Regions from separate parts of the Homo sapiens genome. Here all the other regions are linked to region 1. Evidence: chromatin contacts called from ENCODE Hi-C or POLR2A ChIA-PET data. All regions are on one chromosome and are shown on one strand. Each heading gives the region's core, a stretch centred on a gene start or an enhancer-like site at or near the end of the contact. The rest is flanking DNA. Distances are from core to core; before and after follow the strand shown.

Evidence for each region. A loop is a pair of places that touch in the nucleus more often than their neighbours do. ChIA-PET counts read pairs that join two places held with the same protein, here RNA polymerase II (POLR2A). Pooled maps may share reads with other maps.
Region 2: a pooled map shows a loop between it and region 1 (4-fold over the local background). The contact joins the enhancer-like site here to the promoter of MTMR14 in region 1. A Hi-C loop is called at or near these places in 2 of 37 single-sample maps with no recorded cell type and 5 of 50 pooled maps. POLR2A ChIA-PET finds 5 or more read pairs at or near these places in 2 of 52 experiments (MCF 10A and activated CD4-positive, alpha-beta T cell).
Region 3: a map with no recorded cell type shows a loop between it and region 1 (26-fold over the local background). The contact joins the promoter of TATDN2 here to the promoter of MTMR14 in region 1. A Hi-C loop is called at or near these places in 4 of 37 single-sample maps with no recorded cell type and 13 of 50 pooled maps. POLR2A ChIA-PET finds 5 or more read pairs at or near these places in 3 of 52 experiments (CD4-positive, alpha-beta T cell, activated B cell and naive thymus-derived CD4-positive, alpha-beta T cell).

What each region holds. Positions count from the first base shown.
Region 1 is chr3:9,647,193-9,652,067 of GRCh38, reverse strand. It overlaps MTMR14 (myotubularin related protein 14), which reads right to left and starts at 2,563. Exons shown (of 19, transcript NM_001077525.3): 1 at 2,326-2,563. The coding sequence starts at 2,484. RefSeq lists silencers at 2,399-2,498, 2,599-2,708 and enhancers at 2,580-2,749, 2,036-2,931, 2,739-2,968.
Region 2 is chr3:10,180,293-10,184,897 of GRCh38, reverse strand. All of the region lies in intron 2 of IRAK2 (interleukin 1 receptor associated kinase 2), which reads right to left. Among named protein-coding and RNA genes, the nearest start is that of IRAK2, 18 kb to the right of the region's middle. Within about 2 kb of position 3,242, at least 3 of the 41 ENCODE cell types and tissues checked have a DNase peak (open chromatin) inside an H3K27ac peak, as active enhancers do.
Region 3 is chr3:10,245,621-10,250,340 of GRCh38, reverse strand. It overlaps TATDN2 (TatD DNase domain containing 2), which reads right to left and starts at 1,882. Exons shown (of 8, transcript NM_014760.4): 1 at 1,274-1,882; 2 at 727-1,146. The coding sequence starts at 1,140. RefSeq lists an enhancer at 446-1,314 and a silencer at 1,567-1,996.

The DNA.
Region 1 (4,875 bases), core at 1,314-3,813:
ACGAGTTCAAGAGATTGAGATAATCCTGGCCAACATGGTGAAACCCCATCTCTATTAAAAATATAAAAATTAGCTGGGCATGGTGGCGGGCGCCTGTACTCCCACCTACTGGGGAGGCTGAAGCAGGAGAATCGCTTGAACCCAGGAGGCGGAGGTTGCAGTGAGCCGAGATCACGCCATTGCATTCCAGCCTGGGCGACAGAGTGAGACGCCATCTCAAAAAAAAAAAAAAAAATTAGCCAGGCATGATGGTGCATGCCTGTAGTCCCAGCTACTAGGGAGGCTGAAGCAGGAGGATCGCTTGAATCCAGGAGGTGGAAGTTGCAGCGAGCCAAGATCGCACCACTGCACTCCAGCCTGGGTGACAGAGGGAGACTCCTTCTGAAAAAAAAAGTTTGCAAGAAGTTAGTCCAAAGGTAGTGAGTTATCTCAATCGATTGTTCAGTTACAGATCTAACTCCCTGTTCTGCCTGAATTGTTATAAATACATATAAATATATATACATCTAAGTTTGCAGGAGATCAGAAGGCCTGGAGAGATAATTAAGGCCAGCCGCAGCCAATATGAGGTGTAACTTATGCTAACCCTAATCTTCAGGGTCATGTAAGTTGGAAGAGGGGTCCAGAAAAACCAATGACCTACAGCCACTCAAAAGACCCTTACTGGCCAGGTGTGGCGGCTCACGCCTGTAATCCCAGCATTTTGGGGGGCTGAGGTGGGAGGATTGCTTGAGCTTAGGAGTTTGAGACCAGCCAGGGCAATATAGCGAGACCATGTCTCTAGGAAAATAAAGAAAAATTAGCCAGGCATGGTGGTGTGTACCTGTGGTCCCAGGTGCTTGGCAGGCTTAAGTGGGAGGATCGCTCAAACCCAGGATTTCGAGGCTGCAGTAAGTCATGGTTGCACCACTGCAATCCAGCCTGGGCAGCAGAGCGAGACCCTGTCTCAACACAAAAAACAAAAACAAACAAACAAAAAAGCCAGGCGCGGTGGCTCACGCCTGTATCCCAGCACTTTGGGAGGCTGAGGTAGGCGGATCACCTGAGCTCAGGAGTTCAAGACCAGCCTGGCCAACCTGGGGAAACTCCATCTCTACTAAAAACTACAATAATTAGCTGGGCGTGGTGGTGGGGTCCTGTAATCCCAGCTACTTGGGAAGTTGAGGCAGGGAGAATTGCTTGAACTGGGGAGGCGGAGGATGCAGTAAGCTGAGATTGCGCCACTGCACTCCAGCCTAGGCGACAAAGCGAGACTCCTTCTCAAAAGAAAAAAAAAAAAAAAGCAAATTCCAGGATCCCACCCCCAGAAATTCTGACTTGGTAGGACTGGGTGGGACTAAGGAATCTCTGTTTTCACAAAGTATCCCATAAGCACAAATTTTAAAAGTACCCCAGATGATCATTAAACAGGTGGTCCCCAGACTATACTTGGAAAAATTACTTGGCCATTTGGAGAGTGAGGAAGTCCAATCCTTACTGAAGTCTTCCCTGGGTTACTTCAGAGACTACAAGATGCCAACTACAGAATAGCAACTCACGGTAATCTCTGAGGTCAAATCAGAGTTCTGTGGTGCAGGATGGAACAGAATTCCACTGGAAAACTTGGTGCTAAAGCTGCCAAAACCACGTGGGGGAATGAGATGGCAGGGTCGGCAAGATTCCCACCGCACTGCCAGCCAGTGCTTAGGGTGGGGATGGCCTGAGCTGACAGGAAGCCCTCCAGGTCTGGCGATAAGACGACTGGGTGGAAATCCCAAAGGGAGCAAAAAGAGGAACGGAGACCTGCTTTAGATAAAGGAACTGAAAGGGAGTGTGGGTTGTCTTCCTGCTCTATAGGGGAAGGAAAGGGATGGGCCTAAGTCATGCTGAGACCTTATAAGGGGGCAGCACACTGGGTTCACCTCCTGGCTCCATTCTGACCTCTGACCCCGAGGAATCGTCTCCCTATTTTTCTTAGCTTTTTCTTGGGGCTTTTTCCCTGACACAACTCATCCTACGGCACCTGAAGCAGGGAATAGACCTTCCTTAGGTCCTCCTCTCTGATCTTTGAACCTGGCCCCTCAGCTTGATCTCTCACCTCCAGACCCCTTCTCAAACAAGAAGGACCTCTTTGCTGGGCTCATTCTGACCCCAGTTCCTCCTTTTATGGTTGTCAAGACCGACTCTTATACTCCGGATACAGACCCTGGAGAACTCCTCTCTCTCTCTCCTCTTCCTCAGCGGCGAGGTACCACTCCTACCTTTTTCTGACCCCTGGCCTCAGCCTTTCCTCTGTAACTTCCCAAGTTAGGAGCCTTCCCCAGCTCATCGCACCTCCAATCTCACCTTAGAGCCGCCGGTCCCGCTGCCATCCTTGGCCCGGTACTGAGTCCGGGAGAACTCCTCCAGCAGCTCCCCAAGCCCCAGCTCCTGAGGCGGCTGGTTGCCTGAAGAGGCCGAGGACCCCGCCGAGGCAGCGGCGGCGGCGGCCCGAGCGCCGGCCATGGCCCAGCCCCGCGTCCCCTCAGTGTGCCTCAAGCGGGCCCATGGCACCTGCCTGCACCCAACTCCGACACTAGAACCTCCGGAACCGCCTCAGCCACCGCCTTCTACTTCCACTTCCACTTCCGGCCCCGCCCCGTCCCGCCGGATGTTTACTCCGACTCTGGCCAATCGGAGCTCTGGACCCGCGCCCCGCCTACGATTACTGGCCCGCCCCCGGCGCAGAGCGATCCTTCTATCCACCAGGGAGGCCACTGGCTGATACCGCGTGATCCGCCCCAAGGGGTTTCCCCCGGGGAAGCCGGGCTCAACCATTGGGCTGCCGGGGGAGGGGGGTAGCAGGAAGGAACCATTGAAAAGAACCAGAGGAAAAGTGGAATCAACAATTACAGGGAAGCCGAGCGTGGTGGCTCACACCTGTCATCCCAGCACTTTGGGGGGCCGAGGCGGGCGGATCACTTGAGGCCAAGAGTTCGAGACCAGGCTGCCAAAATGGTGAAACCGCATCTCTACTAAAAATAAAAAAATTAGCCGGGCATGGTGACACCCACCTGTAATCCCAACTACTTGGGAGGCTGAGGCAGGAGAATCGCTTGAACCCATGAGGCTGAGGTTGCAATGAGCCGAAATCGAACCACTACACTCCAGCCTGGGTGACAGAGCAATACTCTGTCTTAAGAAAAAAAAAAAATTACAGGGCGAGGAGGAGAGAACGCTTGGAGGCAACAAATTAGTACTAGAAACCATAATGGCAGTGGTTACCAATATTAAAACATTTCAGCCGGCCGCGGTGTCTCACGCCTGTAATCCCAGCACTTTGGTAGGCCGAGGCAGGCGGATTATGAAGTGAGGCATTCGAGACCAGCCTGATCAACGCAGTGAAACCCCGTCTCTACTAAAAATACAAAAATTAGCCGCGCGTGGTGGCAGGTGCCTGTAATCCCAGCTACTCGGGAGGCTGAGGCAGGAGAATTGCTTGAACCCGGGAGGCGGAGAGTGAGCCGAGATCGCGCCACTGCACTCCAGCCTGGGTGACAGAATGAGACTCCGTCTCTAAAACAAAAACAAAAACACAACATTTCATAAAACCCTTTCTCCCCCTGCTGCTCACAACATCCCTGTGAGTACAGTGCATTATATCATCAGCCCTATTTTATTGAGGTAGAAACTGGGAGTCAGGGAGGTGAAGCGACTGCCTTGAAATTCTGTGATGAGAAGCCTCTCATTATTATTATTATTAGAATATTTCAGACATTCGCAAAAGTGGAGACAATAGTATAATGAACCCTCATGTACCCATTAACTGGTTTTGAACAATAATCAACATCTGCTTATCTATCCTGTTTAAGCAGTCCCTTCCCATCCAGGGAATTATTTTAAAGCAAATCCCAGACATCACATTATTTCAGCTGTGAATACTTAAGCATTTATCACAACAGATTTGTACTTCAAAAAAAAAATACATAAAAAATATAAGGCTATTAACATGCCTAAGAAAATTAACAATATTCCTTAATGTGGTCTAATACCCAGTCTGAATGAAAGTAATTCGTTTTTGTTAAACTTTTAATAGAAGTATGATATGTACACCAGCGCCCCGGAACCCTCCTCCTGACCACTTTCAGTCACTACCCACTCACCAACAACCACCCACCACCCTGCCCCCCCAACTCCTCCCACCCCCAGTTAATCACTATCCTGGCTTCTAGAGTTTTAATACGGTAGATTGGTTTTTAATTTAATTTAATTTTTTTTTTTTTTTTTTTTTTAGAAACGGTTTCACTCTTGTTGCCTAAGCTGGAGTACAGTGGCATGATCGTGGCTCACTGCAGCCTCCAACTACTGGCCTCAAGCAATCCTCCTGCCTCAGCCTCCCAAGTAGCTGTGACTACAGGCATGTGCCACCACACCCAGCTACTTTTTAAATTTTTTTGTAGATACCGAGTCTCACCATGTTGTCCAGGCGAGTCTCAAACTCCTGGGCTCAAGCAATCCTCCCACGTCTGCCACCCAAAGTGCTGGGATTACAGGTTTGAGCCACTACTCCTGGCCTACTAGATATTTTCTGACAAATCTATATACGCATTTGTCTTAAACACCAAGGAATGAAATGACTGGATTATATGGTGTTAAAGAAAAATTACAGGCCGGGCATGGTGGCTCATGCCTGTAATCCCAGCACTTTGGAAGGCCAAGGTAAACTGATTACCTGAGCCCAGGAGTTCGAGACGAGCCTGGGCAACACGGTGAGACCCCCATCTCTACAAGAAAATCAACCAGGTGTGGTGGCGCACATTGAGAGGCTACTTGGGAGGCTGAGGTGGGAGAGGATCCCTTGAGCCAGGGAGGTTGAGGCTGCAATGAGCTGTGATCATGAAACTGTACTCCAGTCTG
Region 2 (4,605 bases), core at 1,993-4,492, 530 kb before region 1:
AATAGCCGGGCATGGTGGCGGGCGCCTGTAGTCCCAGCTACTCGGGAGGCTGAGGCAAGAGAATGGCGTGAACCTGGGAGGCGGAGCTTGCAGTGAGCCGAGATCGCGCCACTGCACTCCAGCCTGGGCGACAGAGCAAGGCTCCGTCTCAAAAAAAAAAAAAAAAAAAAAAAACACACAAAAACTCCACAAAAAAACAGGGAAGGGAGTTTTACAATTGCTCCTCTGCCAGATTTGTTGACTGCTATAGACAAGTAACTACCTCGTGTTTCTCATCTCAAGTAGGAGTTTTTTATTGTGGCTTCCTGTTCAAATTCCACCATGGAATTTGGGTGTGCTGGGGGAAGGGGATGCAGACAGCTTCTCTTTGGTTGAGAGGCCCTGGGTCACTGGGGCCATTAGAGAAGGCTACACATCACCCACACATACCAGATTTGCCCTAAAGGAAGTGACTGATTAGGCCCCCAGGCCTATCTCCCTTGTGGAAAGCAGATGTTTTATGCAGGTCAAGACAGGTGTATACAGATATCTGGGTGGCCAAAATGGACCGTGGCAGAAACTGCTAATGGTCCCTCCAATACTGATTGCCTCCTTTTCTAGAGTACTAGAAGCTTTAGTTGCACATAAAACCTTGCAACCAAAGATTACATTTCCCAGCCTCCCTTGCAAGCAGGTGTGGTTCTGTGACCAGGTTTGGCCAATAGCTTATGAGGGAAAGTAGGTGAGCAACTTCCTGGTCATGTCCTTAAAAGAAGTGGAGTGTACCCACCTTTTTCCTCTTTTTCCCTTCTTGCTGTCTGCGATGTGCATGTAGGGGCACAGAGGGGCCATCTCAGATGTGAGAAGTCTTGTGTCCACACTGGCAGAACAGTAAAGAAGAAAGAGCCTGGGCCACAAAACCACGGAGCTGCCACTTGAGCCCGGGGCAGCCTGGCAGTCACAGGAGAGGGAAACGAACGCCTGTCTTTTCTCAGCCACTGTGGTCTGCGCTTGTTTTACAGTAGTGAACCTGGAAGGCTAATAGAGGAGCCCAAGACATGGATGGCTAAAAGAGGAAAAAGGGGCTGACTCTGGCCAGCAGATTTGCTAGGGCAAGGAATGGGTAGCTGCTTTCTGTTCTAAGCCTTCTGTACTGATTTATTCTAATTCTCTTATTTATTTATTTATTTATTTATTTTGAGACGGAGTCTCGCTCTGCCGCCAGGCTGGAGTGCAGTGGTGCCATCTTGGCTCACTGCAAGCTCCGCCTCCCGGGTTCCCACCACTCTCCTGCCTCAGCCTCCTGAGTAGCTGGGACTACAGGCACCCGCAACCACGCCAGGCTAATTTTTGTTTGTTTGTTTTAGTAGAGGCAGGGTTTCACTGTGTTAGCCAGGATGGTCTCGATCTCCTGACCTTGTGATCTGCCCGCCTCGGCCTCCCAAAGTGTTGGGATTACAGGCTTGAGCCACTGCGCCCGGCCCATTCTAATTCTTAGAGTATTCAGTGTTTGACAAATTAAATAACTACGGCCTTGGCAACTAAGGCTGAGGAAATATCAAGGAACAGAGACCCACAGAGCCAGCCCTCTACCCATTCAGACCAGGCAGCCACTGCAGTTCACATTTCAAGAGACTGTGCAGGGATATGGCCCCCAGTGGGCCCCTGTCGTACCACTGAGTTCAAGCATGGCCTTCAAAAGGCCACAGTCACATCCAGGCACATCCCCTGGAGAGGTAAGTCCCTCAGGAAGCCACTTCATGTCCAGGACTTCTGGTGTGTGGGGCTTTCAAGTACTGTTTTCTTCAAATTTATCATTAACACCCTTTAAGAGGTGGTGGGCATCCAGCCAGGCGCGGTGGCTCACGGCTGTAATCCTGGCACTTTGGAAGGCCGAGGTGGGCAGATCACTTGAGGCCAGGAGTTCAAGAATAGCCTGGCCAACATGGTGAAACCCCATCTCTATTAAAAATTCAAAAACTTAACCAGATGCAGCGGGGCACACCTATAATCCTAGCTACTTGGGAGGCTGAGGCAGGAGAACCACTTGAACTCCAGAAGCAGAGGTTGCAGTAAGCTGAGATCGCACTACTGCACTCCAGCCTCAGTGACAGAAAGAGACTCCGTCTCAAAAAAAAAAAAACAAATTAGTGGGCATCTGTTTGAACTACTATAGAGATAACAAAAAATTAAAATTAAAAAAATAAAGGGCCTGGCGCAGTGGCTCAGCCTGTAATCCCAGCACTTTGGGAGGCTGAGGCGGGCAGATCACCTGAGGTCAGGAGTTTGAGACTAGCCTAGCCAACATGGCGAAACCCCATCTCTACTAAAAATACAAGGCCGGGCGCAGTGGCTCACGCCTGTAATCCCAGCACTTTGGGAGGCCGAGGCGGGCGGATCACGTGGTCAGGAGATCGAGACCATCCTGGCTAACAGGTGAAACCCCGTCTCTAACTAAAATACAAAAAATTAGCCGGGCGTGGTGGCGGGCACCTGTAGTCCCACCTACTCGGGAGGCTGAGGCAGGAGAATGGCATGAACCTGGGAGGCGGAGCTTGCAGTGAGCCGAGATCGTGCCACCGCACTCCAGGCTGGGCGACAGAGTGAGACTCTGTCCCAAAAAAAAAAAAAGAAAAAAAGAAAATGATGTAGCTGGGCACAGTGGCTCACACCTGTAATCCCAGCACTTTGGGAGGCCAAGGCCGGTGGATCACCTCGGGTCAGGAGTTCGAGACCAGCCTGGCCAATATGGTGAAACCCCCGTCTCTACTGAAAATACAAAAATTAGCCAGGTGTGGTGGCAGGTGCCTGTAGTCCCAGCTACTTGGGAGGCTGAGGGAAGAGAATCGCTTGAACCTGGGAGGCAGAGGTTGCGGTGAGCCAAGATTGCGCCACTGCACTCCAGCCTGGGTGACAGAGCAAGACTCCATCTCAAAAAAAAAAAAAAAGAAAAGAAAAAGAAAAAAAAGAAAATGATGCTTACTCAGGAATAGGGCATTGGAATGAGAGTACACGTGCCATAGTAAACTAAGTGTGTATCCAGGGAGGTTTTTCAAAGGAAAAGTGAAGAGGATTACATAACTGTTTTGAGATAACTATCCTTGAATAACAAGAGTGATTCCAGTCTCCAGGGTCGGATAGGCATTTGCTGGGCAGATGTCCTCGCAGAAGTATTTTTTGTGTGTGGTTACAATGGTCTTTATGCAAGGTTGTGGTTTTTGTAGAGTCTTCCGTGACAGTTATTGTTGTTGGGCATTTATGCATGACAGTCCTCCCTTCATGGCCTTCCCTAGTTCTATTTGTCAGGGTTATTTATTTTTGAAATGGAGTCTCGCTCTGTCACCCAGGCTGGAGTGCAGTGTGCAATCTCCCCTCACTGCAACCTCCGCCTCCCAGGTTCAAGCAATTCTCCTGCCTCAGCCTCATGAGTAGCTGGGACTACAGGAGCCCAGCTAATTTTTTTGTATTTTTAGTAGAAACAGGGTTTCACCATGTTGGTCTGACTGGTTTCAAACTCCTGACCTCAGGTGATCTACCCGCCTCGGCCTCCCAAAGTGATGGGATTACACGCGTGAGCCACCATGCCCAGCCAAGGGTTATTTTTTTTTTTAACACAAAGTCACTCCATATTGATTCTGACAACTTTCGCAGGGGGAATGTAAGGAGAGGAACGGCAGCGGCTCAGGAGCACCGGGCAGGGAGGGGTTTCAGGTGGGTTCCAGGAATGGGGAGGCTGTGGCCTGGGCAGCTAGCTGACCCTCTCCACTCTGAGGAGGAAGGTGTGCTTAGGGAGGCAGCCAGCAGGGGTGGAGACAGAAGTCCAGGGGATGGGGAGGACCATGACTCAAGAGGAGCCACCACTATGCTGCTGGGGGCACACAGAGGAGTCAGGGTCCAGCCTGTGCAGAAGCAGGCCCAGCCACCGTCCTGTGCTGGAACATCACTCCCATTGGTAGCCAGATCGCCCCATTCCCGACCCCAGACAGGAGGGCCTGGAAAGTTGCTTGCCAGCTGAAGGGAGGAGATGTTCTCGCTGCCCCACTGGCCTCCCCGTGACTGGTGTGGTCTGCCCCACAATGCCCCCAAAAGCCCAGCCTGGGCTGTAGCTCTAGATCTCTCCACCTGCACGTCCACCACAGCATCCCCTGCTCTCCTGGTTTATCTCAGAGGGTGGTACTCTCTAGGCCCCCACCCTCAGGCCTTTGCTCCCAGTCCCCCCTCCTGGAAGCCCTCAATGACTCCAGAAGACCTGAGGGATAGGCAGGTGCTGAATCTGGTCTGATGGTCCAGCCAGGTGGTTCCCAGCTCAGGAACCCCAGACAGGACAGCTCCTCCCCAGGTGTCTGGGGCTCCCACCACTGGCTCCTCAGGGCCCTTGCACATGCTGGCCCCTCTCTCCTGAGCTCTTACCCAATGCGTCATGTGGCTGTCTTCTTCCTATTCCTCTAGGTTCACATCCTCACACTGGCCTTCCTTGACCCCCTGTCCTAGGAGGCTCCCCTATCTGGTCACTGTATCCTGCCTGCCCATTTCTGTACTAGTTTTCCTATGCATTAACTGTCTCCTCACAAGACTGTGTCCTCATGAGGGCGGAGGACCTGTCACATTGCCTGTGCTGTATTCCAG
Region 3 (4,720 bases), core at 633-3,132, 600 kb before region 1:
ACTAAACCCTCAACACATATTTGTTCAAAGCCTTGATTGAGTAGATGAGCGAAATGTATCTTCTCTGTGAAGCACTCCTTGGTCTGCTCAAAGTACTTATGAAACCCTCTTGCATGTTTCCATTAGGGAATTAACAATTTAACCTCCAAAAAAAAAAGAAAAAAAAAAAAAACTAGCACCACCAAGCAAAACCCCAACATGCTGGAAACTATGACTTTGGAGAAAAGCTACACCAAGAACCGCAATTCTTGGTTCTGTGATTCAGAGTGGTTCAAAGTACAAGGGCACACAATTCTTTAAACTGACAACTAAAATAAATACATTCTTCTCTTGAGCACATAATCCACCTTCTACTGCAGTGATTCTCCAACGGGGCTGCACGTTTACAATAACCTGGGGAGCACTGAAAAATCTGGAAGCCCAGACCACACCTCAGCCCAATAAATCAGTTTCTCTGGAGTAGGAGGCAGGCCCAAGTATTTTAAAGCTTTCCAAGTAGTTCCAAAGTGCTGCCGAGTTTGAAAATTACCTCTCTACTTAACTTCAGGCCACGCGCCTGGAAGACTGCTAGGTCTTCGAGTTTGGGGGGAGTGGACTTCTAGAAAGACCTTCCAGACCTTCAAGGATGTAATGTTTTGTAGTCTCCTTCCACCAAAATTCCCATCCCCAACCTCTCAAGCCATGTGGAAGGGGCTTCACCGATTGCAAAGCGTGGCAGCCACCTACCTTAAGGCTGCAGGCTTCCTCCTCTAGAGAAGCCATTTCTTCCAAAGAGGCGTTGGCAGGACGCAGAGGGGATCCCCCTGAAGACAGGAACCCCCGAGTGTTCCGAATCAGGCAGCCTTTGGAGGCGGCCCCGCCCACACCAGGGCCCAAGAAATGTGGGGAGAAGGAGGAGGAGGAGTTATTTCTGCGGCGGGATGAGCCCCAGGATAACCTCCGCGAGCAAGCCACATCGTCCTCCTTCTGGGCTTTCAGGCGCTTGGGGCTGCTGGGCCCTCCAGAACGCGACGCAGACCTCTGAGCTGGCCGGCTGGAGGGGGCCACATCACAGGGCTCCCGGAGGCAGCTGCGCTTGCGGGGACACCCTTCCGACGTGCTGCTCCAGTTGTGCTTGACCTTGCCCCGCTCGGACGCCATGGGCACCTGCAAGGTACAGGGGGCCTGGATTCCAACACCACCCTTCCTGGCGACCCCACCTCAGATTCCCGCCACCCCGGGCCCAGGAGGACGGCAAGACATAAGGGCAGAGCCAGGGGCTAGCCTCACTGACCTTTCCCTCTTCTTTCCACTGCCCATCACAGTTCTCAAGGTTTCAGAGATGCCAAACCGTGTTGGAGAAGTCAAAGCGATCCAAAATTGACTAAAGGCTGCCGTCGGTTTCCAAGCCCACAACGTGCTTCTGAGATCAGGAAGCCTTCACTTTGCCCAGCGCTACTTCGGAGATGCCTAAGCGCTTCCGGGGCTACGAAGCGCTTTGATCAGTTTGCAATATAAAGCCCTTTAGAACTGTCAAGCGCTTCAGAAGACCACATGGCGCTTCAAGATCCACACATGGCTGCCGGATCCGCGGCCCCGGGGCCGGGCGCTTAGCCCGTAGGCCAGGGCCAGACCCGGGCGCCGCAGCCCGCCCTGCTCCTGCGGCCCAACCAGACCCGGGCCGGAAGGGGCCCGAGCGGCCCCTCGGGAGCTGGCAGCGCCCTCGACCGCCAACTCAGGACGCCCCCCGCCGGCTGCCGCAGCTGTCCCGCCGGGCAGCCCGCCGCCTGCCCCAGCCCTACAGCCCCGCCTGGCCCGGCCTCCGCCCGAACTGCGACCACTCCGGCCTCCGTGGCGCCCGCCCTCCGGAACGAGCCCTGCGGCCCGCAGGCCGGAGAGCGACAGGGGCGGGGCCTGCGCCAAACGGAAGGCGCCCATTGCTCGACCCGGCAAGGGGCGGGACTCCGAGCAAGACGCAGCCCGCCTCAAAGCCAGGCGCCTTGGAGTCGGGACGGTACGCCTTAGGAAGCTCGTCCATTGGTCAGAAGCCAGATGGGGCGGAGCCACTCACGTGGGCTCGAACAGCGGGAAGTTGAGGCCAGCCAGATGTGCAGGCAGGTGGTGTCCGCTGACGCGCCTCACTTAACGCTGTTTTCCTCAGCGCCGGCCGCTGTACCTGAAGCTTTCAGACCTGGATTTCTCATCGAGCCAAAGCAAACCGTGTACTGAGCATTATCACCCCACTTTATAGAGCAGAAAACTGTGGCTCAGAGAGACTAAGTACACACCCAGAAATGGGAAGAATTAGAATTAGAAGGCACCAAAAAAAAAAAAAAAAAGACTACACAAAAATGTGAACTATCCGCCTGGTGAAAAATATTAAAGACGGCTGGGCACGGTGTCTCACGCCTGCAATCTCAGCACTTTGGAAGACCGAGGCGGGAGGATGGCTTGAGCTCGGGAGTTAGAGACCAGCCTGGCCAGCATGGTGCGACCCCCATCTCTACAAAAAATAAAATTAGCTGGGCGTGATGCCAGCTACTCAGGCTGAGGTGGGAGGATCACTTGAGGCCGGGAGGTCGAGGCTGCAGTGAGCTGTGATCCCGCCACTGCACTCCAGCCTGGAGGACAGAGCAAGACCCTGTCTCAAAAAAGAAAAAAAATCAAAGACAAGGTACAAATTCAGAAAAATACTCGAAACATATGACAAAGGGCTGATATTCGATGTAGCAATTCTCCCAAAATAATAAAATAACTTAGTATTAAGACTGGCAAAGGAGGCTGGGTCCAGTGGCACACGTCTGTAATCCCAGCACTTTGGGAGGCCGAGGTGGGTGGATCTCTTGAGGCAAAGAGTTCGAGACCAGCGTGGGCAACATGGTGAAATCCTGTCTCTAGTGAAACACAAAAATTAGCCTGGTGTGGTGGTGGGCGCCTGTAGTCCCAGCTACTCAGGAGGCTGAGGTGGGAGGATCCCTTGAGCCTGGGAAGTCGAGGGTCCAGTGAGCCAAGATTACTGCCACTGCACTCCAGCCAGGGAGACAAAGTGAGACCCCTGTCTCAGGGAAAAAAAAAAAAAAAGGCAAAGGAAGCAATGAACAAAAACAAATCATGAAACGCTCCTAAATATAAGAAAGATGGCTCCACCTCAACCATTAAAAAAGTACATGTAAGGCCAGGTGTGGTGGCTCACGCCTGTGATCCCAGCACTTTGGGAGGCCAAGGCGGGCAGATCACGAGGTCAGGAGATCGAGACCATCCTGGCTAATACGGTGAAACCCCGCCTCTACTAAAAATACAAAAATTAGCCAGGCGTGGTGGCAGGCGCCTGTAGTCCCAGCTACTCGGGAGGCTGAGGCAGGAGAATGGCGTGAACCCAGGAGGTGGAGCTTGCAGTGAGCCAAGATTGCGCCACTGCACTTCAGCCTGGGTGAGAGACTCCGTCTCTAAAAAAAAAAAATTAATTAATTAAATTAAATTAAAAAGTACATATAAAATTATAATTTTCCACTCGTTAGATTGGCAATAATCAAAAAACAAGGTAAGGGGCCGGGTGCGGTGGCTCACGCCTGTAATCCCCGCACCTTGGGAGGCCGAGGTGGGTGGATCACGAGGTCAGGAGATCGAGACCATCCTGGCTAACATGGTGAAACCCCATCTCTACTAAAAATACAAAAAAAAAAACAAAAATTAGCCGGGCCTGGTGGCAGATGCCTGTAGTCCCAGCTACTCAGGAGGCTGAGGCAGGAGAATGGTGTGAACCCGGGAGGCAGAGCTTGCAGTGAACCAAGATCACGCTACTGCACTCCAGCCTGGGCAACAGAGCAAGACTCCATCTCAAAAAAAAAAAAAAAGCAGGATAATATACCTTGTGGCTGAGGATGTGAGGAAATGCACTCCCATACATCCCTGATGAACGTGTTAATTGATACAATCTCCTTGGAAGGTGGCATTGTCTGTAGTAGCTAGAATGAAAACAAAACCTCAATCTCTATCAGCTGGTTATATACATTAAGGAATATCCATACAATGGAATGTAAGGCAAAAAGAATGAAGTGATCTAAACTTACTGTTGAGGAGCAATAGCCAAGAAAGACATGAAAAAACAAAGGACCTAGAAAAGCATTAACAAAACACATGTGTGGCTAAATAGAGAGGAGTGGCATACAAAGGTAAATGTGGCTTTCTTTTTTCAAATGCCTGAGGGTAACCACTTTGTGTGTTCCTTTCTAACAGCTTTAAGATATAATTTATATACCATAAAGTTCACTCATTTAAAGTGTATGAGCAGCAGGCATGGTGGCTCACGCCTGTAATCCCAGCAATTTGGGAGGCCAAGGTGGGCAGATCACAAGGTCAGGAGTTCAAGACCAGCCTCAACAATATGGTGAAACCCCATCTCTACTAAAAAGAAATACAAAAATTAGTAGGGCATGGTGGCATGTGCCTGTAATCCCAGCTATTCAGGAGGCTGAGGCAGTAGAATCGCTTGAATCTGGAAGGCAGAGGTTGCAATGAGCCAATATCGTGCCATTGCACTCCAGCCTAGGCAACAGAGGGAGACTCTGTCTCAAAACAAAAAAGAAGAAAGAAAACAGGTGTATGACCAGCTGGCCTGGTGGCTCACTCCTGTAATTTCAGCAAGACTGTAATCTAGTTTGTCTTGATAGATTTGCCTATTCTGAAAAAATTAAAAATGGAATCATACAATATGTGACTTGCTTTTTCTTACCATGATCTC